Linked DNA regions of Homo sapiens: region 1 is linked to region 2. A link is a loop called in an ENCODE intact Hi-C map of the cell type or tissue named here. Cell type or tissue: dorsolateral prefrontal cortex. All regions are shown on one strand. Links, peaks and the distances in the headings refer to the core of each region. The heading gives the core; the rest is flanking DNA. Region 1 has its middle 210 kb from the start of PBX1-AS1. Region 2 has its middle 130 kb from the start of LMX1A-AS2.

Region 1 (11,657 bases), core at 1,672-9,671, 87 kb before region 2:
AGGTTCTGTTTCTCCTTTTTTCCTGTGTCCTACACCTGCTCACTCCAGGCTGATGCTACACCAGGCCTAGTCCTCTGCTGTTAACCTTGTTCTTTCCAACTATGAATACACTGTCTATTCCCAGTTTGACATGTGAGAAAATACAAACCAGACAAACTGGCTTATCCATAACAGCATGGCAAATAAGCTAATGGTATTGTCTGTCTACGGGGGTGTCTTAATCTGAGGTCTAGATTTTAGGAGGTTTGTAAAATTCTTACAATCTCATAATTGTGTGTTTATTTGTATCTATATTTTTGGAAGAACAGGTCCTTAGTTTTGTAAGTTTCCCCAGGACTACTGATCCTCAAAACATCTACTGCATAGCCAAGAAGCATTACTGGTATTGCTACTACAGCTACCACTTTCACTAATACTATTGATAATAACATGAGTGCAAAAGCAAGATATAGAGCATACAATTTTGGAGGAAAATAGCTGTCAGTGAAAAATGTTCTTAAATCAGCTTTTTAGGTCACCTGAGCAGCTTTCTAAAAGGACCTGTCCAATCTCTATCTCAGGTTCTATGAAGCTCTAAAGTCTTTGGGCCCGATAGCTACAACAGTCACCTAATAAAAGTCTGCATGTCCAAAGATAATGGTGCAGGATCATGCTCCACTCTGTCTTCCCTGATATCAGCAGCACTCTCAGACAGTTGTTGGGGAACTTCCAAAGGCAATACCTGTAAGAAGAGAAGAGAAAAACAGCTGCAGCACTTCCTGTCTGAGCAGCCACATCAGCACTGCTTTAATTAACATGAAGAACTGGAAATTATTGCTACTGACCGTGCAGAGGTAAAGGGTGTGCAGGAAGGGGAAGGTCACAAGGCACACAGGATGAGAGCAGTGCTAGCATCATTAAATCCTGCCTGCATCGCCAAATCCTGCCTACTGGACACTTTCGGGGGTCATATGTATTTCTTATGCTGATCTCACTGGACATTCAGCTAGAAAATCTGGGTTTGAGGCTCCTATCTGCCACTCATGATTGTGTGACTTCAGAGGAGTCTCTTTCCCTTTCCAGAAGGAAGCCTTCACTTCCTCACCAAAAAAAAAAAAAAAAAAAAAAAAGAAAAGAAAAGAAAAAAGATTTGGGCAAAATGGTTTCTGAAGTCCATTCTTATTCCATCAATTCAATAATTGTATTATTCTTTAAAATATTATGTCTGCAATCTTAATTTTTTTAGAAAAATAGTAGTGACATCCTGAAAGATAACTAAAAGGGATGACCAAGAAGGACTGATATAAAAATGGTGGATTAGGATAGTCCATCCCTCATTTCCCCAGGGAAACATCAAAAAACAAACAGAAACTGGCTAAAATACAGGACCTTACAGGAGTTATGAAAATAGTCAAAAGTCTACAGCAACCAAGCAAACATTTAATCAAGGAAAAGCTACATTCAAAGTAGGAGGCAAATTCATGGTGATTCACTTGCCCTTCTCCTACACCCTTCCCAGCATGGTACAGTGGGCCTGGAGGAGAGGCAAGCCGGTTCCCCATTCCCTTCTTTGAATCAGAAGAGCAGAGAAGACCTGAGTTGCAATGTTCCAACATGTCTGGGAGCTCCATGAAGGATGGTTCTCTGTCTCACCCAAGTTGGAACTTAAGTAAGAAGTGGCAGGGCTGCTCATGAAAGCTGCAAGAGACTACAGACCACAGATCCACAGAGCTGTTTTTCCAAATAACCAATTTTCAACAAAAATTACAAGGCATACAAAGAAACAGGAAAACATAGCTTGTTCAAAGGAAGAAAATAAAGTGGCAGAAATCAACTCTGAAGAAACACAGACATTTGGCTTATAGACAAAGACTTTAAAACAACTGTTTTAAATATGCTCGAAAAGCTAAAAGAAAGCACAATGAACTAATAGAAGTCAGCAAAAATCAATATATGAACAAAATGAGAATATCAGTGTTTCTTCTATCCATATGTGATTTTGTTATTACTTGTCCCATTTTCTTTCCACAGGCAAGTATTATAGGCACAAAATTAAATCTGGGTTACAGTGACATTCCAAGTTGTATTCTCGATACAGTAGTCCCCCATTATCGGCAAAGAATAAGTTCAAAGACCCCTAGTGGATGCTTAAAGCTGCAGATTGTACAGAACCCTATATACACTGTTTATTCCTATAATGGGCACGTATCACACAGAGCATATATACACTGGAAAAAGGGATTGCTCATGTCTCAGATGGCATGGAGCAATATTTCATCATGGTACTGAGAACAGCATGCAATTTTAAACTTATAAATAGTTTGTTTCTGGAATTTTTTATTTAATATTTTTAGACTGCAGTTGATCACAAGTAACTGAAACCATAAAAAGTGAAACCATGAATAAAGAGGGACTGCTGTATCTTCTACATTTTGGGAACTATGCTAGGTGCATTACATACTTGGTATACTTTTTTACGTAATTCACCCAACAACTCTACAAAGGTATTATGATCATACTCCTTTACAGACAACGGTCATATAATTCTCTTATGCCCTCTTGATATCTGAAGTCATTTTTGGCTGCAGAGAAATTGCTGGAGGTTATCCCCACTACTTCCCCACAATTGGCACCATTGTCTCCTCACCCACGTTTAAGCCTCTTTTCCGTGATGCCCATCCTAACTAAGCTCCTCTGTGCTCTATATCCTATGCACCTTTGTGTAACCCTTTTACTTTGTGAGATGCATTTCTCCCCTCTTACAACCAGGGCTGTGAGTGTCAAAAGGTTCATGCAAATAATGACTGGACGGTGGTTTCTGGACAAGGCAGATTATTAGAACTATCCCAAGAGACTTTTTAAAAATACAGATTCTTAAACTCCGCTTAAGATCTGATCAGATTCTCCAAGAGTGAGGCCAAGGTTTTGGTGTGGGTAAACTCTCCTGTGGGTAATGTCGGTGTCAATCAGGCTTTGGGGAACTGCTGTGGGGACTCCAAGCAGATTGCTCTTGGTACAGGGAAAGTTTACCCACAGCAGCAGTCAGAGAAGACTCAACTGAGGAAGTCAAACTCCACCTGGTTTTTAAGGACACATGAAATTCAGATAAATGATGATGATTGAGAGGACATTTCATCCTTGCACAGAGGCCATGTTAATCTTCTCTGTATCCTTCCAATTTTAGTATATGTGCTGCTGAAGTGAGCACTGAAAGGGCATTTCAGACAGGATAGATGTTAAACAGGATACAGAGGCAGGGAAACATGTGACCTATTAAGAAATAATGGAAAATGTTAGTCAGGGAGTAATCACTGTTCCTGATGCTTGCCTCCATGTAGACAGAATTCTGTTAGAGTAACAGTCCTGGCCTCTCTTTATCCCTTCATTCATTCTACCAGTGCAGTTTAGGGAAGAAGTTTAGCCTGTGCTTTCCAGCACCTGCCCTTCCTCCTCTTTGGGAGTCAGCTGCTTGGGGACAAGACAGGAGCTGCCCTGCTCCCCCACGTCATAGCTTTCAGGAGCAGGTTCTACTCCTGCATCCCACACTACCTGAGGCTAGGTGGGTAGAACCTTGGGGTTTCAGTATTAATTACTCTACTAGCCTGAAGTTATATGCCACATTCTTCAATATTAATGTCTTAGTTCAGGCTGCTATAACAAAGTAACATAGACTGAATGGCTTGTAAACAACAGATCTTATTTCTCACAGTTCTGCAGGCTGGAAATCTGAGATCGGGGTTTCAGCATGGTTAGTTCTACTGAGAGCTCTCTACCAGGTTGCATACTGCTGACTTCTTGAATACTTACATGGCAGAAAGAGGGTGAATGAGCTCTCTAGGGTCCCTTTTATAAAGGCATTAATCTCATTTGTAAAGTCTCCACCCTTATGACCTGATTACCTCCCAAAGGCCTTATCTCCTAATACTATCACATTGGGAGTTAGGATTTCAACATATGAATTCGTTGAAAATGTTCAGTCCATTGCAATTAGCCACTTAGAAAATAAAGGTAATATGTTCATCTCCTTTCTACCTTACTCATTTATTTCTTAATTGTCTTAGAACTCAGCTAAGAAAGAAGGGTGCTATTTATTAGGTCCCTCAATCCCCCAATAGGACAACAGTGTTGAAAAAGAAAGATGAGGTCAGATTAAAAAGCACCTAGCATGCCAAACTTCATACAAGGGGTTCTTAAATTTCTTGAGGTCACAGAGTTTTTTGAGGCTCTGATAAAAGTCATGAACATTCTCCCCAGTTAAAGATATATTATCAAAATTATCAGGGAGGTTCTTTTAAAAAAATACAGACTCCCAAATCCCACCCAAGATCTCCTGAGTCAGTTTCTTCAATGGTGTAACATGCATTTTGATGTAGGTAAAATCTTCTGCAGAGAAATCTAATGTTCATTTAGCATTACATTCTATTTCAGGGTATCCATACATTTCCTGAAGCCTATCCATGGCTGTTCTTTCCCAATGTTAAGAACTCTAGCTTTAGGCAACAAGGGCAATTGTGTTCCAGGCATGACAAAAGAGACATGGCAGGCTTAGTGATGTGGTTCTGATAGTGATGTGGGCATTTCGTCTCAAATCTAAATTGACTCTACAAATAATTATAAGCTTGAAAGAGCAAAAAGGTCCTCCTTCTTGAATTTCCTTGGTGGAATCCATGGCAGATCTGTGCAGGCCTCTGGGAGCCTGATGGAAAGAGGCTAACCACCCCCTTACTGGAGAACACTGGGAAACACAAGGGTTCTGTTGTTTTGGGATTCCTATGGCTCCATGACATGGCTCTCATGTCAGATGATGGGTTACGAAATAAATGGGTGATGTTATACTTGGCTTTTCTCATTAGCATTTCTTTTGCCTTTACATTCCCCCCACTCCCCCCAAAAAACTCCCACCAAATTGCAGCTGCTTCTTCCTTAACCTAAAGCATATAATGCTAGCAATTTTGGAAATGGAAACAAGCTAGTCTGTCCAGAAATCTCCAGAGCATTGTAGACTAATACATTAAAATTAAAGGGAAACAGAAGCCATCACTGCAAATTGCAACATTATTGTTCAAGCCAAGATCATCCTAATTATAAACTAGCATTTTTATAGATGTCACAGGGGCTGTTTTAGTGCTGCTTTGCTGATGCTAAAAAGATAGTGTGGAACTGTGATCAGGGATTCTCACACTACTGTCTAACTGGAGGAAAAAAGAGTTAATTAGACTCTTTTTGGCATATTAGTGAAGACAGGCTTATTAGACACATTTACAAGCTAATGATATGCCTATACTCTGCTATCAGAAAATGCATTTAAATAAACTGATTTACAGTTCAGCCATTTTCATTTCTTTAACCCATATATTCATGATTACCCACATTTAATTTACATGGAATCAGAATATTTCTGGGGCCCACTCTGCAAGGTGCTAATGATATGTTGTTCTCTGCTCATCCTGCCTTTCCAAACCTATCTTGGACCACAGGTAGCCCCCACCATACTTGTTGTTCACTTTCTAGGTTGAATAGCCTTGATTTCCCTAAAGTCCATTGAACCAACAGTGATGGGTTTCAGAGCTGTCACTCATGAAGACGGCAAATGTGGGAGGGAGAGGGGGTAGACATTGTGGGGACAGGCAGAAGGCAGTAGCTAAATGGCTTGGGTAACTAGTGCCACACTCCTCTCCTGAGCTTCCTGGGGAAGGGAGCAAGCATGGAAGGACAGGGGCATTTCTTTCCCCAGCTCAGAAACAGAAGGCCTCCCAGTGAGTCCTGAGTCATACATTTGGGGCCAAGATAAACCCCTTCTCCATTGAAGCTGACCTTTCACAGTGCTTTTAGTGCTCGTTCTGATAAACACAGCCATCTAAGCCTGTCACAGCTGGAGAGCCTGTTTCTGCCACAACAGGCTACTTCAGCTCCCTAACCCCTGGTTTCCACATTTGTAAGATAGAGATCATAGCAGTTCTTTTCTCAAAGTGTTTTTGAGAAGATTAAATGTGCTACTGTATGTAAAGTGTCTAGCAAACTGTCTGGCCTGTGGTAAGTGCTCAATAAATGTTACCTGGGATCATTCACATTATTATCACTATTTCTGCACTCTTGTGCTTAAAAGCTTTTGATGGGTCCCTATTTCCTAGAGGAGAGAACCTGAATTACTTAACATGGTCCTCAACCTCCTTCAGATTCTCATCTTGATTTCCCTTTCCAGCTTCCTCACCCCTCCTTCTCCCACAAAGCCACACACCAGCCCCACAGACTGCCAGGCTCCTCTGAGCATCCCTTTGTCCTGGGCTCATGCTGCTCCCTCTGCCTGCACAGTCCTGCCCTGCTGACCAGCAGCCCTCACTTCCCGGTCCCACAGAAAGCCTCCTCCTCCTTAGGAGCTCAGCTCCTGGGACCTCTCTAGACTACTGCTCCCTGACACCTGCCCTTCCAAGAGAATAATGGCTCTTGCCCAGATTGTACCACACATACGTCTTTCAGGTATCATCTACTTCACAGTATGAGAGTAAGTTGTTTACCAGGCTGTCCCTCTTGCCAGTATGCTCTTCCAGGACAGAAACCAGAACCAATTCCTATTTTTATATCAGGGTCTGAAATAGTGTTAGGCACAACCAGGTGCTAAATGAATGTTTATTGAATCCAGTGGAATCGAACTAAATTAAACTGATTTGAACTAGAGTTTCAACTAGATCACTTCTAAGGTGTCTTCCAAACTTTAGATTCCACAAGCCCCTGTTTTGATAAAATATTCGATTTAACTCCCTTCTCTGAGCTTAGTTTCCTTATCTATAAAACGTGAATGATAATGTCTAACTCACAGGGCTATTGGGAGACGTAAATGGGTCAATTCATGTGAAAAGACACTGTACATTTCAACTGCTACACAAGTGTTAAGTAGTATAGACTTTCTTACCCTTGTGCATCTTCTGGGAGAGGACAGAATAATAGAAAAGTGCATTGTCTGTGCAGCTAAATTTGTATTAGTTTGGTGCAAAAGTAACTGCGGTTTTTGCCATTACTTTCAATGGTAAAAAGCACAATTACTTTTGCAACCAACCTAATACTTGTTGTAAATATTATTCCCATTCCAATTCCCCTTAGTAAAGGTAATCTAAGTTTCATTCCTTCCCTGCTATTCATTTCAACTGGATAGAATTGGGATGAATACCTGGAGTAAGTCTCCGTACAGTGTGGCCTTCCGTTCAGATTCTCATCTCAGTTCCTATAATAGAAGGATTGCAGAAAATACCTTTTCTCCTCCCTCCTGTTTCTTCAACCTCCTCCATAATATCAAAGCCCAGTCCATCTTTTTATGATGATACTCATCATCAAAGACATCATTTGACTTTGACGCCAGAGAATGACTTTGCATGCCAGTGACTAACAATGTTACGGAAAATTATTTCTTTAGAACTATGCTACTTCACTGTCAAAGAAAATGTCACTTTTGTAAGGTAATAAATGTGGTTTATTCGGAGCGTGGATATGTTGAGATCTGCCATTTAATTTGATAACAGCTCATCCTCAGCAATTCTTTGAGATAAAGTCACTCAAGAGCAATTTCTGGCAAGTACTTTCCCAAGTGTTTCCTGAATCCCTGTGTTCCAGAATGACAGCTCCTGTTTGTCTGAGGCATCTTTTGAAGAAAAAGGATTAATTCACTAAATAGGAGGCTTGGAGGAGCCCTGTTTCTTGTCACCCAGTCCAGAGCAGTCAATGCCCTATCTCCAGTTTCCATCATACGTGGGAAACTACTCTTAGCATCCAAAGGTGCAGTTGGGTAGCATTTCTGGCAGCATTCCTACTGTGCCCCAGATGAGCTCAGGAAAAAGACACTCAATTGTGGGAGGAGAAAACAGAGGGCAACTCCTCCTTCTCTATAGGTAGCTGCGCAGTTGCAACAAAGGCTGGGCCAAATATTTGCTCATCTATGGGAACACAGCCCTGAAATGGGGTCGGGAGCGCTACAGAGAGTAAGACATTGGCTCAAAGGACTCATAGAGTCATCTTTACTTACAGGACACACCTGTGTGTCCACTGTCCTAAGTATTTTACTCATTTCTGAAACTGCAACGATAAATGACTTCATGAAATATTCTCTGTGCGTGTTTGGATGCGCATATAATGCATTCAAATCTATGTAGAATCATAGCATGTTTAAATCGGAAGAAACAAGACTCTGAGACATTGGAAGATAGTGACTTTTTTAAGTTTTATTTTGGGCTTGGGGTACATGTGCAGGTTTGTTATATAGGTCAATTGCATGTTGCAGGGGCTTGGTGTACAGATTATTTCACCATGCAAGTAATAAGCATAGTACTCGATAGGTAGTTTTTTGATCCTCTCCCTCCTCCCACCTTCCACCCTCAAGTAGGCCCTGGTGTCTGTTGTTTCCTTCTTTGTGTCCATGAGTACTCAGTGTTTCGTGCCCACTTATAAGTGAGAACATGCGGTACTTGGTTTTCTGTTCCTGTGTTAATTTGTTTAGAATAAGTGCCTCCAGCTCCATCCATGTTGCTGCGAAGGACATGATGTTGTGATAGTGAATCTTCTTTATTCATTTGTTTCAGGAACAGAAAAGCTGGAGTCAAAACCCTTACTGATACTTATTCCCAGTTGGAAAACCTTGAATATGTCCCTTAATCTCATAAACTTTCTCAAGAGCAAAATAGAGATGGAATTAATATCTTCCCAAGGACTGGATGCAATAACATAGACAAAGCACTCAGCACAGTGCCTGGCATCCTGTAGGAACTCAGTTCACAGTGGTTGTCATTGCAGTTGTCAGAGGTGATACTATAAGAGACTGCAGTAGTTGCAATAGTGACTGAGCACTTATCACAGTGCATAGAATACAGGGAAGGCCCAGTAAATGTTGAATTTATGACTAACTAGTAAGTGGATAAGTAAGCCTACTGTCCTTCATAGTTCAGAAAAGGGTACTGAGGAACAGGAGGGTTAATGAGTGGAAAAAAGTCACACAGCAGGTTTTTGGCCTCAGAGCCTTTGATTCAGAGTTCAGAGCTCTTTTAGTTATCTCTGATCATCACCTCTTTCCCCACAGTCTCAGCATCTCATATGCTCCCCAACATATGTGTGTATGTTTGAGATACACATGCCTGTCTGACAAATAGGAAAACTAAAATTTTGAAGGAGGTGCCCTACCTGGGTTCCCTGGGGGCTGGTGATAACCTGCAGATGGATGCACTGTCTGATGCATCTTGTATTTTGCTTCTCTTATGTCAGAAGCCCAGGTCTGGAGCAGGATTGAGCCGGAGCCTGGAGGTGAAGCAGTTAAGCTGAAATTTGAGCACAGATCTCCAGAGATTCTGTGGCTGAATGACATTGGGAAGATACATAAATTTGTCTCCAAAATGTCTTTGCTTTTGTCTTCTTTGTATTGCCCTTCTCCACCTTATCCATTTGATTTACACCACGGTTTCTACCCTACCCAGGAAGTGTAGCCACAGCAAGAAAGACAGAAGAAACAAAAGACGTTACAGTCCTGGCATAAATTATAGGTTTAGAAAAATAATTGTCTAGCCCATTTCCCACCATATAGAGGGAAATGAAAAATAAAATCTCTGAGCTGACAAATTGAAAAACAATAGGCAAGGAAACAAGAACGATCCTGGTTTGAGTTTCTGAGAATGGGCCCTGTCACCTACTAATCTTGGACTATGTCCTGGGGATTGACATTGCTGGGAAATGCATGATATCCCTGTTAAACTGAAGACCAGGAGGAGATGATAGAAACCATGGTCTGCTTTCTATAAAGCAGGGAGGGAGGAGTAGGGCATCACCCACAGTGGCTCCTTATATCCTCAAGCAGCAGACGCAAAGCAAGCAGGCCACAAAGGAAGTTGGGGAAGAAAGGGACAGCCCACCACATGTTTCCTGGGCCTCCAGAGTTGCTGAAAGAGCAGTCAAGCTTTCCTCTGTCTACTCCCCCTCATCACTCCCAAATAAGCCAAGAGGTAAGAGTTGAGGAACAGTAGAGGGAGGAAGAGAGGGATGGAGGGAGTGGGAGAAAGAGAAAGAAACAGCACACCTGAAGGAGTGTCACAGTCTTGACAAGAAAATCCCACAGTGGAAAAGCTTGTGGACAGAAGACCAGATGTGGATGCAGAGATCCCAGCGGAGTCCTGTGAGAAACTATGATGACAATCAAGAAGGAGATGTAGCAATGCACATCTCTGTACATGGGCAGTTACAGATTCCCACCAGATACTTGTCTCCACCCCAATGTGACTATGTACTCCAGAATGTATAGGTTGCCTCAGAAAGGAAGCACAAGAGAAAACCTAGGGTTTATTGACTTTAAACCAAAAGTGTTTGAATCTACTCTAAGTGGACTAAGATTGTTTTTCAGGCCTCAGGTGAATTGGGAGCTAAAAATACAACTCTTGCAAAATGTGAATTGTATTTTTGCACACCGGGGGGACTGACTTTAAATTATTTCCTACTATGAATTTTTTTTTGTCTTGGGATGCCAGTATGTGACAGCCATTGGGCTATATACCATCATCCATTCTGCCCAAACTTACTCAGTCTGCTGAGAGCAATCTAAATAGGTCTCTGTTGTACATCAGAGCAGGCCCAAAACACAGGCATACACTCAAATGCTCAGAAAACTTTCCAAAGTACCTTTAACACAGCAGGGGTTTAGTCGTGGTGGTGACAATGACATTAGTGATGACTGTACACACTCCAGATATAAAATCCTCCAGAATAATGGACACAAAATCCTTAATATATATCATGTTTGGCATTCTTAGTATAAGACTTGGAAATGTTTTATCTTCAAACTCTTTTTATCTTTATACCTCTTACTTGAACTCCAGATTCATAAATCTATTGCCTATTTGACATCTCTACTTGAATGTGTAACAGACATCTCAACTTAACACATCCAAAGCTTAACCTGTGAGCTCCACCCCAGCCCCTATCCCCTCCCCAGCCAAATCTATGATCCAAAAATATTAAATAAAAAAATTCTAGAAATAAATAATTCATAAGTTTTCATTTGTGCACCATCCTGAGTATTGTGATGAAATCTTGCACCAGCCCACTCTACCCCACCAGGGACGTGAATCATCCTTTTGTCCAGCACATCCATGATGTCTATGCTACCCTTAGCCACTTGGTAGCTGCCAGTAAATTGGCTGTCATAGTGCTGTGTTCAAATAACCCTGATTTTCCTTAGTTGTTCTATTGTAGTATTAGTTGTTATTATTAATATCTTACTGTACCTAACTTACAAATCAAACTTTACCATAGGTATGTATGAGTGGGAAAAATCATAGTGTACCTAGGGTTCAGTAGTATCCATGGTTTCTGTCATTAACTGGGGGATCTTGAAACAGATCCTCATGGACAAAGGGTGGTCTACTGTACCTTCAAAAAATATTCAGAATTCGACCACTCTTAACAGCTCCACTGCTACTACTCTTGTCTAAACCATCTCTCACCTGGACACTTCAATTGCTTCCTACTGGTCTTCCTCCTTTCACTTCTGCCATGCTATGTTTCACAGAGCAGTCAGAATGATCCTTTTAAAATGTAAATCATGTGATGTTACCCCTCTGTTCAAAAACCCTCTGATGGCTTTTATCTGACTCAGATAAAATCCCAAATTTCCAGACCTCCTTCCCAGACCTCCTTTGAAATGAAATTTAGAT
Region 2 (11,657 bases), core at 1,899-9,898:
GGACATTAGAGAAAGAGGTATCCTTATAGAGGAAAGCAGACTAAGCCAAGAAATAAGATTAAGAAATGCAGATGTCAGTGAATGCTCTCCCTGTGAATATTTTAACATCTGGGGTGCTTTTGTCACAGGCTAAGGGAAAAATCAAGATTTTTCTGTTTCTGTAAGAGACTCAACTCTTCAGTCGAGGATGGTGTACCTCAGGGCTTGGGGAGAGGTACTATGGAGAATGAAGGTGAGGAAGTTAGGGATGTGTGGCCACCCCAAATCCACTCCTCACTAACAAGCATCCTGGCAGAAAACACACATGTTATTATTGAGAGAGCTGTGTCCAAGAGTTCTGCAAAGCTGACAGTACCAAAGTGAAGGGCAGCCTGTAGCAGGGCTGATAGAGACGGGAGGAGACACAGCCAGACCAGTGTCAGGCAAGACAAAGACACCTCCTTCTCAACCATCACACACACAGTGAGCTGTGGTTCTCGAATTTTTACAACCATACCCACTGTATGAAATACATCTTGTATTGCACACCAATACATATATTAAAGTAAAAGTCTAATAAAATAACAGTAATCCTCACTCAGTGCAAACACACAAGATCAATATCTGATGTTTTGGAGATGACTTTTTACTAGGAAAAAAGTCTGGTTGCCAGGAAAGATGGGAATCCCAAGGCCAGAACTCCGCCTGATACCTGTTGTTCTTTACTGGTTGAATTCACTTCATTAAGATAAACGCTACTCGACTCACCTAATTAATTTCCTGAGTATACACAAACTCTATACTGGAGAAAAGAGACCTTCAAATGAAGAAGGAAAACTAGTTCATGGGTTCCATTTTACTCATATTATGTCCCTTGGGTAAACTGACTCATTTGATTAAATAATGAAAAGTTATTGACTGAAATCTGGACCAGGGGAGCTTATTCTTCCAGATGCGACACTGAGGCCCTTCCTTCCAAAATCTTCTCTAGTTTCCTCCAGCTGAATTGAATACATTCTTCTTCCTTGGACCTGGGGTTCTACCTTCTTAGTAACACTAATGTATGAATAGTTTTCAATTCGTAAAGTCTTTGTCTTTCTCACTAAATCATAAGCTCCTAGAACAGGTTTAGTGCCTTATTAATTTCTTCCTACCCAGAGTCTGGATGCTTAAGGTTGTTTGTTGACTGTTGAGTCTATTTGTGGGAAGGTTCGCTGGATTGAATTTGGTTGACTAGAACCAAAGTCTTATATGTCAAAGATGTGGGCTCATTACTGAAGGCACTCATGCTGGCTAGGAGGCAGAACAGTGATGCAGCCAGTGTCATGTGCCTAGACTGGAATCCCGTCCCTCCTTCTACTCACATTCATGTAACTTGGGCGGGTAACTTACTTGTGGAGTTTCAGAAGATACTGAGAGCAATTATCTCATAAGTTTATTGTGAGAATTAAATGCAATAATCCACAGGAAGTGTCTGGCACATAGTAAGTATTCAATAAATCTTAGGGATTATTGTTTTCACTTTCCTCTGTGGCCTCTTGTGAGAGTTAACAGCCACGATGAAAGTCAGCATGCAACAGGATATCACCACCCCAGGGTGCAAGAAAACTAGGCATGGACTTCACTTTATCAATTTGAAAGTAATTGATCTTTAGTATAGGACAATAACCTGCTGATCAACCACACTTATGGCAGCATTTTGGTGATTTCTGTCTTCAGGTTATTTGGAGATGGACTAAAACCGCACTGTCCAATACAGTCACCATTAGTCATACATAGCTATTGAGCACTTGAAATGTGGCTAGTCCAGGCAGTCACAGCGACTCACGCCTGTAATCCCAGCACTTTGGGAGGCCGAGGTGGGATGATCACGAGGTCAGGAGATCGAGACCTTCCTGGCTAACACGGCGAAACCCCATCTCTACTAAAAATACAAAAAATTAGCCAGGTGTGGTGGCAGGCGCCTGTAGTCCCAGCTATTAGGGAGGCTGAGGCAGGAGAATGGCATGAACCTGGGAGGCGGAGCTTGCAGTGAGCCAAGGTCGCGCCACTGCACTCCAGCCTGCGTGGCAGAGCGAGACTCCTTGTCAAAAAAAAAAAAAGGAAATGTGGTTAGTCCAAATTGAAACGTATTCAATGTGAGATACCCCAGAGTTTGGAGATGTAATTTTTAAAAAGAATGTAAAATTTCTTACTAATAATTTTATATTGATTACATATTGAAATAATTTACCTATAAAGGGTTAAATAAAATATTATTAAAGTCAATTTCATTAGTTACTTTTAACTTTTTAATGTAGCCATTTTACTGCATTATGTATGTGGCTTGCATTATATTCTGTAGGTCAGCAAGGGTGTCAGAGTTGGGCACATACTGTACCCTTCCATCATGTTTCAGGTGCATGGTTCTTAAAAAGCAATCATCCTCCAAAACCCCTCTATACAGTTCTCCTCCCACAGATCCAACTGCATTCCCTCTAGTATATGTTTTTCCAATCAGTGATTGGCAACTTATTCCTAGCATATTCTTATTTAAAGGTGTCTTGCTTTCCACGTGTTAGGAATAGTGCATGATCAGATTCTATTTATCATACTGATGATCCGGCTAATTGTATAGAATACAGTCAATAAATGGTTGAAAATATTGTTTTTGTACTTCATTCAACAGGTAAGTAAATAATAAGTAATAAGCATCAAATAAGAGCAAGCACCATGTTTGATGCTATGCTATGGGTAATGCAGTGATGAATATAAGGCAGTGTTGCTTTCAAATAGCTTAGCATACATAATATAACCTAAGTTTTGCTCTTTGCTATGCCATCCCCACATATCTCTTGAATCCCTTTCTAGCAGTTCTCCACCTTGTACCAGATGCCTCAGTAGTACCAAACTACCAATGCAATCCTGACCTTACCATCCTATTCTACTGGAAGCTTTACCTTGTTAGTTCCTCTGCCTGAAATGCTCATTCCTCCCACCCTTGTCCTCTAAATTGAACGTATTTCCCTGACTCAGTGTTTCATGCCTTCCTCTGAGAAGTCACTCCCAACCCTCCAGCCAAAGCAGCAATGGCCACTCCATTCTTCATGCAACTAGCAGGCTTTACAATATAGTTCTATTGTTGATCTATCACACCCGATCGCAATTGTTTACTGGCTATTTCTCTTACTGGTTATAAATAATTTACAAACCACATGTATATTTAGAGTAATTGGATGTTGATTTCATACTTAAAGACCATACACCCAGAAAACCCATGTACTTCTACCATCCATTCCCTAACTGATAAGCCAGAGAACGAAATGTATGTAACCATGATTTCTTTTGGAGGATAAGTCTGATATAGGAAGGAGAGAAAATTAATTTTTTTTTTTGAGACAGAGTTTAGCTCTTATTGCTCAGGCTGGAGTGCAATGGCATGATCTCAGCTCACCGCAACCTCCGCCTCCCGGGTTCAAGCAATTCTCCTGCCTCAGCCTCCCGAGTAGCTGGGATTACAGGCATGTGCCACCACACCCAGCTAATTTTGGATCTTTTTAGTAGAGATGGGGTTTCTCCATGTTGGTCAGGCTGTTCTGAAACTCCTGACCTCAGGTGATCTGCCTGCCTCGGCCTCCCAAAGTGCTGGCATTACAGGCATGAGCCACCATGCCTGGACTGAGAAAATTAATTTTAACATGAACTTATATGACAACATTTTCATAATCAGGCCATATCCCTTGCCAGGACATCTCTGGTGTAAAGGGATGGAATGGTACTTGATCACATATGTGTTCATCAATCAATTTAGTGCAACTTTCTGATTTAGATGTTTTGAAAGCTAGGAAGTTTTGGCACTGTCTAACCACAGTTGCAAAAGACCCCTATGGGGTTGAAACAAACTGCTCACAGAATGGCAGAGTTAGAAAGCTTTTCCGATTCATTTACTTGAACTTCAAGAGCTTCCCTAAGTGGAGCTGTGCTGACCAGCAAGTGTTATCCTGCTTGACAAAGTCAAATTCATGAATGAGTGAAGGCAGCAATGCCCATCAACAACACATGCAGAGTGTCTGGTATGCAGTGGGAGCTCAATACATGTTGTTGAAAGAAAGAATGAATGAGTATCTCTGCAGAAGATCAGGACTGACTTTTATAAGTTGAGAATGTCCATTGCTCATGCTGTGGCAGTAGTATCAAATAACTGCTTTATAAGCATATTTTCTGAGAGAGTTGCAGAAAGGGTAAGAGAAAGACAAAACTATGGAATGGTTCTTGTCCTCAGAGGCCAAAACAAAGTCAAAGGGAGACACGATGTTCTCGGAGCTATGCAAATATCTCTTCTTTGTCCTATTTCAGTAGGGAAATGAGTTATGAGGATCTTATTCAGTTAATTTCATTTCTTTAAATTTCTCACCCTATATTAATTAGCTGATAGAACCCTTATGGTGTGATGTGTGTTTAGAGCCATTGTAGAATGCACATTTTCACCGAAATCTGTTTTATGGGACTTGTTAGCACGGATATTATTTAGCTAAATAGCTCTTAATGATTTCTTCAGAGTCTGCTGCATCAGTTGGGTAATTCATTTTATAGTTGGGGACTTAAAAAATTCTATTTTTTAACCTACTCAGCCCTAGTGACCTGTCTCTATACCAAGGAGGATAATGGGGTAACACTGTGTTCAGAAGAGATTTAAAATAATACTTGATTCATCCATAAAGGAGTAATGAAAATTTTCCTGAGTGTAGTATTATTCTATTTCAAAGAGTCTTAAAAAAATATTACTTTTTCAAACAAATTGCTTCAAGGAAAAAGAAGAAATCTGAATTCCATCAAATATCTGGCTTTTTTGAAAATAATCTGTTGAATTCAAATAACTGAGGGTTGATGTGAATTTGTTTGCACAAATCAGTTAGTTGGTGCACCTGGGAGCAACTGGACTCAGGTTCTGAAAGGCCCATCCGGTGAGTTCGATTGCAGTCAAGTCACTTGACTTGTTAGTCAGTGACTAACAGATCAAGGGTTTCGTGTTGCTGCAGGCAATGCCATAAAATGTCACAGAAGAACTCCCCAGCATCTCAGGGCTGGGGCAGCTGTGGCAGTGGCTCTGTGATGTCAGCAGCAGTGTTCTCATAGGGCGGTTCATTTTGCTTGTGAAATGCAAATACTCGAATGATGACAGATGGGGCTGGGAAGAAGTGTTTTGTTTTTTTTAAAATAATTCTATAGTTCCATCAAATGTTCTGGTCTTAGGCAAAGGAGAGACTTGAATGTGGCATATATTGGAACCCCATGGTGGTCAAGAGATGTTTCTTTGTAGGGTTCTTTTTCATGTACACTTCAAGATGAAATTAAATCTCTCTGAAAATAAATCCCAAGAATCATGTCTGATAACATAAAACCCATCAACAGTTCTTGCTTAGACCTCAGAACACCCATTTTAAGTATAGAGTCTACTTGGTTTTCTGGAAGGAAACCAGATCTGTGCACTTGGCGGTACTTTTGTCCAGAGTGCTGACAACCTTAGACCCATTACAGGAAGCTAGATCCTACTTTTGGAGCCAACAGCCATTTTTCCTTTTTCAGTTGGTTCTGATAGAATATGTGCAGAGTACCCACTGCCACAGAGTAGAGTGGTTAGCAGCCCAGGAAAGAAATAGAAATTGAATCAAATTCCCATTTCTGCCACTTACAAGTTCTGTGAACTTAGACAAGTTATTTAACTTCTTTAATGCAAATTTACTCATTTGCAAAATGAGGATAATAATATCTAATTCACAGGGCTGCAGTGAGGATTATGTGAGATAACATATATGAAATGCTTAGTGAAGTGTTGCTTACGTTGTAAGTGCTGAAAACCATTATCAGCCTTTAGCAGGGTCTTACCTAAGCTCTGGGGGAAAAGCTGGGTTTTCATGATGGCAATGAGGGCAAAGGCTATGTATGTAGTTACCACTAAATATTCTCACACGAAAAGAATATATAAATAGCTTCATCTGCTTTTTCTAGAACAGAGATTGGCAAACTTTTTCTATAAAGGTTCAGATGGTAAATATTTTAGGATCGTAGCTATATAATTTCTCTTGCAACTTTGTCATAGTAGCATGAAGGCAGCCATAGACAATATGTAAACAAAGGAGTGTGACTGTGTCCCCATAAAACTTTGTGTACAACCCAGGCAGCCAGCTGGACTTGATAGTTTGCCAACCTCTATTCTGGAATAGAAGCTGTTGTTTGATAAAGGACAATGGTCAATAATTCAAAGGAACAATAACCAGAATCACATCCTATTATTTTTCTGCATCTCTTTGTCCACCCCTCAACCCATACAATAGAATGTTTAGTTGATTTTAGTCACATAGAGGATTTGTAGCCTAAATTTCCAAAGGTACTACTAGTAAATAATGTACAGATTATGGACAGTAATAACATTTAACAGGCTAGATACAATTGGCTATATAGATGAAACAAAAAGGAAATTAAAACTTGGTTAAAAAACACATTTTGCACAGGAAAACTAGATAGTCTACATCATAGAGAATTATAAAATGAGCCATTGATTCTCCCGACTCTCTGGTGAGTATATTTTTAAAGTCCTAGAAAACTTAGAAGGCACAGTGAGAATTGGAAATTTTAACATCAAACACACACACACACACACACATAAATATTCAACTGATCTTCAAAAGAAGCATGACCTTAGAAATCACTGTAGGATAAATTCCAGCTGAGTCTCCACACACAAACCTGCTTCGTAAAAAGGAAAATGATCATGTTCAAATTCACTCTCATCGCTGACTGTGTTGGGTGAAAAAAAAGAGAACACAATGCTTTAGTTAGATATTTCAAAGTTAATCAATCAGCTAGTTTTTTTCAAAACAACCAGGTTTTTAAATTAGTTTAACTTTTCTTCAGTTTTCGAATCTGACCATTTGTGATATTGATATGCAAATCAGATCACATTCCCCTTCCCATGCCCTTCAATGGCTTCTCTTTGCTCTTGATGCTCTTGGGATAAAGACCAAACACACTATCTGTCCCACATGCTGTTCCTTGGTCCTCATGACTTCCCATTCCAGCTGCATCTTCAACCACACTCCTCCAGGCTCTTTAAACCTCAACGATGCTGGTCTTTTGTCATTTCCGCCAATGTTCCAATCTCTCCCTCACCTTGGTCTAACTCACCACCACTACCCCTCTGCCCCAAAATCACCACCACACACACGCTGTGTTAGTCTCATTAACTTCTGTACACTGTTTAGGCCTCTGTTCAAAACTTACTTCCTCAGGGAGCCTCTCCCAAGCCCCAGTCAACTGTGATAGAACCTGTCTCTAGCCTACAAGCTCTTATTATAGTTTTTCATTATACATTCATTAGGGTGATGATTTAATTAATGTCTGTTTTTCCCACTGGGCTATCCATCCCCCAAAGAGCAGGAAATGGGCCTCTATTTGAATGGCAGAGGACTCACCTCAGTGCCTGGAATGCAAGCAGAGCCATAATAAATAGAGATAATGGAGCGGTCGTCAGAAGGATATAGAATTAAAATGTAGCCATGAAAGGTCAAAACTGAATTTCTAAGGGATATTGTATATATTGCAGACAAAACATTGCCATTTTTCAAAATAATACAGATTTTCTTGCTTGTTCATTGCTCTTAACTCATTTTCTAGATTTAGTTTGGCAAACGTTTTCTATAAAGGTGCAGATGGTAAATATTTGGGGTTTGGGGGCTGTATGATTTCTGTTTCAGCTACTCAACACTGCCATTGTAGCACGTTGTGGAAACCAGAGACAGTACAGAAACATGAATGTGGTAGGGATCTAACAAAACAAGGGATTCTCAATTTCCATACTGTTGACATTTTTCCCCAATAATTCTTTGCTGCTGAGCTGTTATGTGCATTGCTGTATGATTAGCAGCATTCCTGACCTTGACCCATTAGATGCCAACAGTGCTCCCACCTCCACTAATGACAACCAAAAATATCCCTAGACATTGCCATAGGGGAGCAAAGTCATCCCAGTTAAAACCACTGCAATAAAATTTTATGAAAACAAGTGGCAAACTGGATTTGGCCTATGGACTGTAGTTTGCTCAATCCTGATCTGAAAGAAAGAAAAAGAAAACTAGGAAATTCCCTAATGGGTGCTATTTCTGGAAGGGCTATTAATTTATTTTCTAGCTTCTTGGATTTTCTTCATGGGGTATAGACCCTTTGAAGACTTTCTTTCTCAGAGGTGGGTAACCTCTTGGAGTATAATCATTGCAGCCCTCAGAGACAAGCAGGGGCAACTGGTTTAGACTGTATAGAATTTGTTTGGTCAAGTAAAGGATGCTGGCTCTGTTTATATGTGAGTTATTCCACCCATTTGGACCCCTGTAATCCCTTTGCTTACTTTGATTACTTTGATTAGTTTTTTGTTTTTTGTTTTTTTTTTAACTAGCTTCTAGCATAGTGTGCATTGCAAGGCAACTGAGAGCTGAAGGTAGAGTGACTAACGGCAGGGCTAATGTAGGTTAGCACTAGGTTAGATCCAGCTGTTGATCTAAGTCTGAGAGAGCTGGAAGTATGATCCTAGGAACCATTCTATTCCTTCCCACCTTAATTTTTTTTTTTTTTTCTTTTTGGAACTCAGGTACACAGACTTGGATTTATCATGGTCTTTGGATCATGATACCCTCTCATCACTGGTCTGGGCATGGCCCATTTTTGGCTTGTTTATATGTTTATGTTATAAATATCTGTGCCTGCCCTGCCACTCCCCCAACACAAAAAATAGAACATAGTCACTAACTGACCCGTCCCTAGATGTTCTATCTCTATCCTGTCCCTCTGTTTCCCCTCACCTGAGGCAACCATGTCCTGATGCTTATCTTCATCTTCCTACTTTACTTTGCAAGATGTTGGTTTTCTCATCTTTAAGGCGGGAAAGGGCAAAGTGACTGTCATCTCATCTTTTAAAGCTCCACCTTTATGGCTTTAATGCTGGCTTCATTTTCTCTGGCAATCCTCAGAAATTGTGCCACGCAAATATTTTACATCTCTAAAGAGGAGAAAAAAACCTAGGCAAGTCAATGTTGTGAGAGATACACACACAAAAACAGAGATTTCAGTTCATGTTGAAGATAGCTCATTGTGAGGTATCTTGCAGCCAAGGAATCTACAAGGTGCTAAGGCCATGAAGATGTGCTATATCAAAAAACGTTTTTCCTCTGCTAGCCAAATAGATTTATTATAAATATTGAGGCCTTTCCCCTTCCTTGGTCATTTCTCTACTTTAACATTAAAAGAGTTGTATCATTTACACAGCTCTGCTGAAGAGAGTTCAGTCTATTTGCCCCTGGGGCAGCAATGCTGGTATGGTAAACTTCAACACAGCGTGTAATGCATGGTCTAATTTTAAATTCTTCAAAATGCCGATTTATTTGACTTTTACCAGACCAGGAAGATAAGGCAGTCATGCTCCCATGCAGCTCGACATCTCTGTATGCTTGAAATTAAACCTCAGGGAAGAGGGGAACACAGGCCTGAGCACTGGGTATGAATAAAGGAGGCTGGTGCTGACATACAAGTGAAAGGGAAGATGTAAAAGAGAAGGAGACACTTGGGAGAAAACAATCCCTTGTGGGGAGGGAGGGGAGATGAATGTCATTAATAGCAATTTGCATCGCTATTGATTTAATGTGGGAGAAACTGAACTCTCCTGTAGCTGTCCCTGACATATTTGGGTGAGATTCTAGTGACCTCCAGTGGAGGTTCTCTAGAATTACCCTCATTGCCCCGGGACACTAAGACGTTAATTTCTGCACTTAACAAACCTGTCTCCCCTTACACATATTTTGTGCTCCCTTTACTATTTGAATTGAAAATAGCTTCTCAATGCATATAATTTTCAAATAATCTATAAAAATTCTAATTGTAATACAAAAGTTCAAAGTAATTTTTAAATAAAATAAATCAAATAAAAATAATGAATAAATATATACATAAAATAAAAGAAAATCTATATTCGAAGATATAAATGTTCACATCTGGGTGTTCTAGAAGACATAATTACTTGGAAACTTGCATCTAGTCCTAGACTCATCAAAAACCCAGAAATCCAGTAGGTGGAAATGTACTATATTGGCCTCAAGGGCCACCAGCAGCATTGCTATAGGTTAGGTAATTTTTTAAAATAAGTTAAAAAAAAATGGTAAAATTCCAAACTAGACAAAGACAGTCTTCCCTAGGAAACTTAAGGTATATTCAAATTTTGCAAAATGCCCCCCAGGCAATTATATAGAGGCTTTTCTCCTGTTCTAGTGAAGCTTTCCAAAACTGCTGGGGATGCTGCAGCAATTCTCTGTCACGCTGGACTTGCTGGACTGTCCTCTGTATTGTAGAATATTTACCAACCCTAGTCCTGCCCCACAGATAGTGATAGGACTTCTCATCGATGGAGTGATCAAAAACTCCCATGCAAATGACCAAAGAGCCTCTGGCGAAAGAACCACCCTGTGAAGCATTGCTGCCCGGGCCTTCCTCTGACAACACAGAGGGCCCTTCTACCCTATGGGGGTATTCCCCTGGGGCTGACTCCAGGACTTGGAACTATGGGGTCTTGACCTTTTCCTCCTAATTTGGGGAATTCTTGACACTGCAGACAGGGTGTTCCTGGGGGAGCTGGGAGGGGAGAGCAAAAAAGAGGCTTCAAACTGGTGAATGGTGGAGTAGGTGAGGTGAGCACAGCACTTCAACCTGACCACAGCAGCACGGGAGGTGGAATGCCAGGTTCTGAAGCCAGATCTCATTACCATGAGACTCCAGGGTTGTAGCTCTGCACCAGTGGCTCTCCTGGGTGTGTTATTTATCTTAAGTTCAAAGCGGGGCATAGTTGGCCTCACACTGCTAGGATTCTGATAATTTTTCCTTCAGGCTTTTGAGAGCGCAACTCTCTAATTCTTAGTTGCAAATGTTTCATGCCTAATAAAAACAAAATATACTCAACAGAGATTATTAATAACAGCACGATGATCCGAGAATAGATTTTGTTGTTTATTTGTTTGTTTATTTTTTGGGAATAGCGCAAATGTTCTACACTCTAAGCCAACATTCTCCAAACTGTATTTGAAGGGACGCTCACTTTACTGGGGCCAGTCATAGATATTTCTCTAAAAAAGAAGTGTTCTTTATTAAACAAGATCAGAAATGCTGGCTTAAATGACTTATACCAGGCATAAATTTCACAAACTCCGGTGTGCAAAAATGTAACTACTTTCTAAAATGGAACAAAAACTAACTTTTCAATTTAGTCCTATTTGGTGTCTTAGGAAAAAATACTAATACCAACAATGCAAGGGAGACTCCACTACAGCAAGTGACCTCTGTCAGTCTAGGGCTGTCCCCTTCACTCTTCTACTTCCTGTGGGTGACATAAAGTTAGGGTGGGGCCTACTTCTCCAGGCTTTGGCAGGGAGAGGGTGCCAGGTCTTCAGGCTCTGCGCTCCGGACATCCACTGCCAAGGGGATAGGTCTTGTCTGTTTTTGGCCTTAGCCTTCCACCCTGATGCCTTGGCCATAATCATCCCATCTCTTGGGGCCCTTTGGGTCTGCCAGCCCTCATTCAAATGCTCTTCCAAGGCCTTCTCCAGTGCACAGACATTTTAGCTTCTTTCCCTACACCACAAGCAGGTGTGAGAAGCTCCAGAACA

The links. A loop is a pair of places that touch in the nucleus more often than their neighbours do. Peaks named below come from ENCODE experiments on the same cell type or tissue, not always from the same donor. Only the 100,000 strongest peaks of a DNase experiment are listed, where the experiment ranks them.
Region 1: a loop joins it to region 2, with 4 times the contacts of the local background. A loop is called at or near these places in 5 of 110 quality-filtered maps.

What each region holds. Positions count from the first base shown.
Region 1 is chr1:164,976,951-164,988,607 of GRCh38, forward strand. It overlaps the pseudogene RNU6-755P. Among named protein-coding and RNA genes, the nearest start is that of PBX1-AS1, 210 kb to the left of the region's middle. In dorsolateral prefrontal cortex, for the core only: a CTCF peak has its summit at 6,228; a DNase peak (open chromatin) is centred at 6,281.
Region 2 is chr1:165,063,886-165,075,542 of GRCh38, forward strand. No RefSeq gene overlaps it. Among named protein-coding and RNA genes, the nearest start is that of LMX1A-AS2, 130 kb to the right of the region's middle. In dorsolateral prefrontal cortex, for the core only: a CTCF peak has its summit at 9,716 (motif pointing left); DNase peaks (open chromatin) are centred at 5,036 and 6,136; H3K27ac peaks cover 7,416 bases.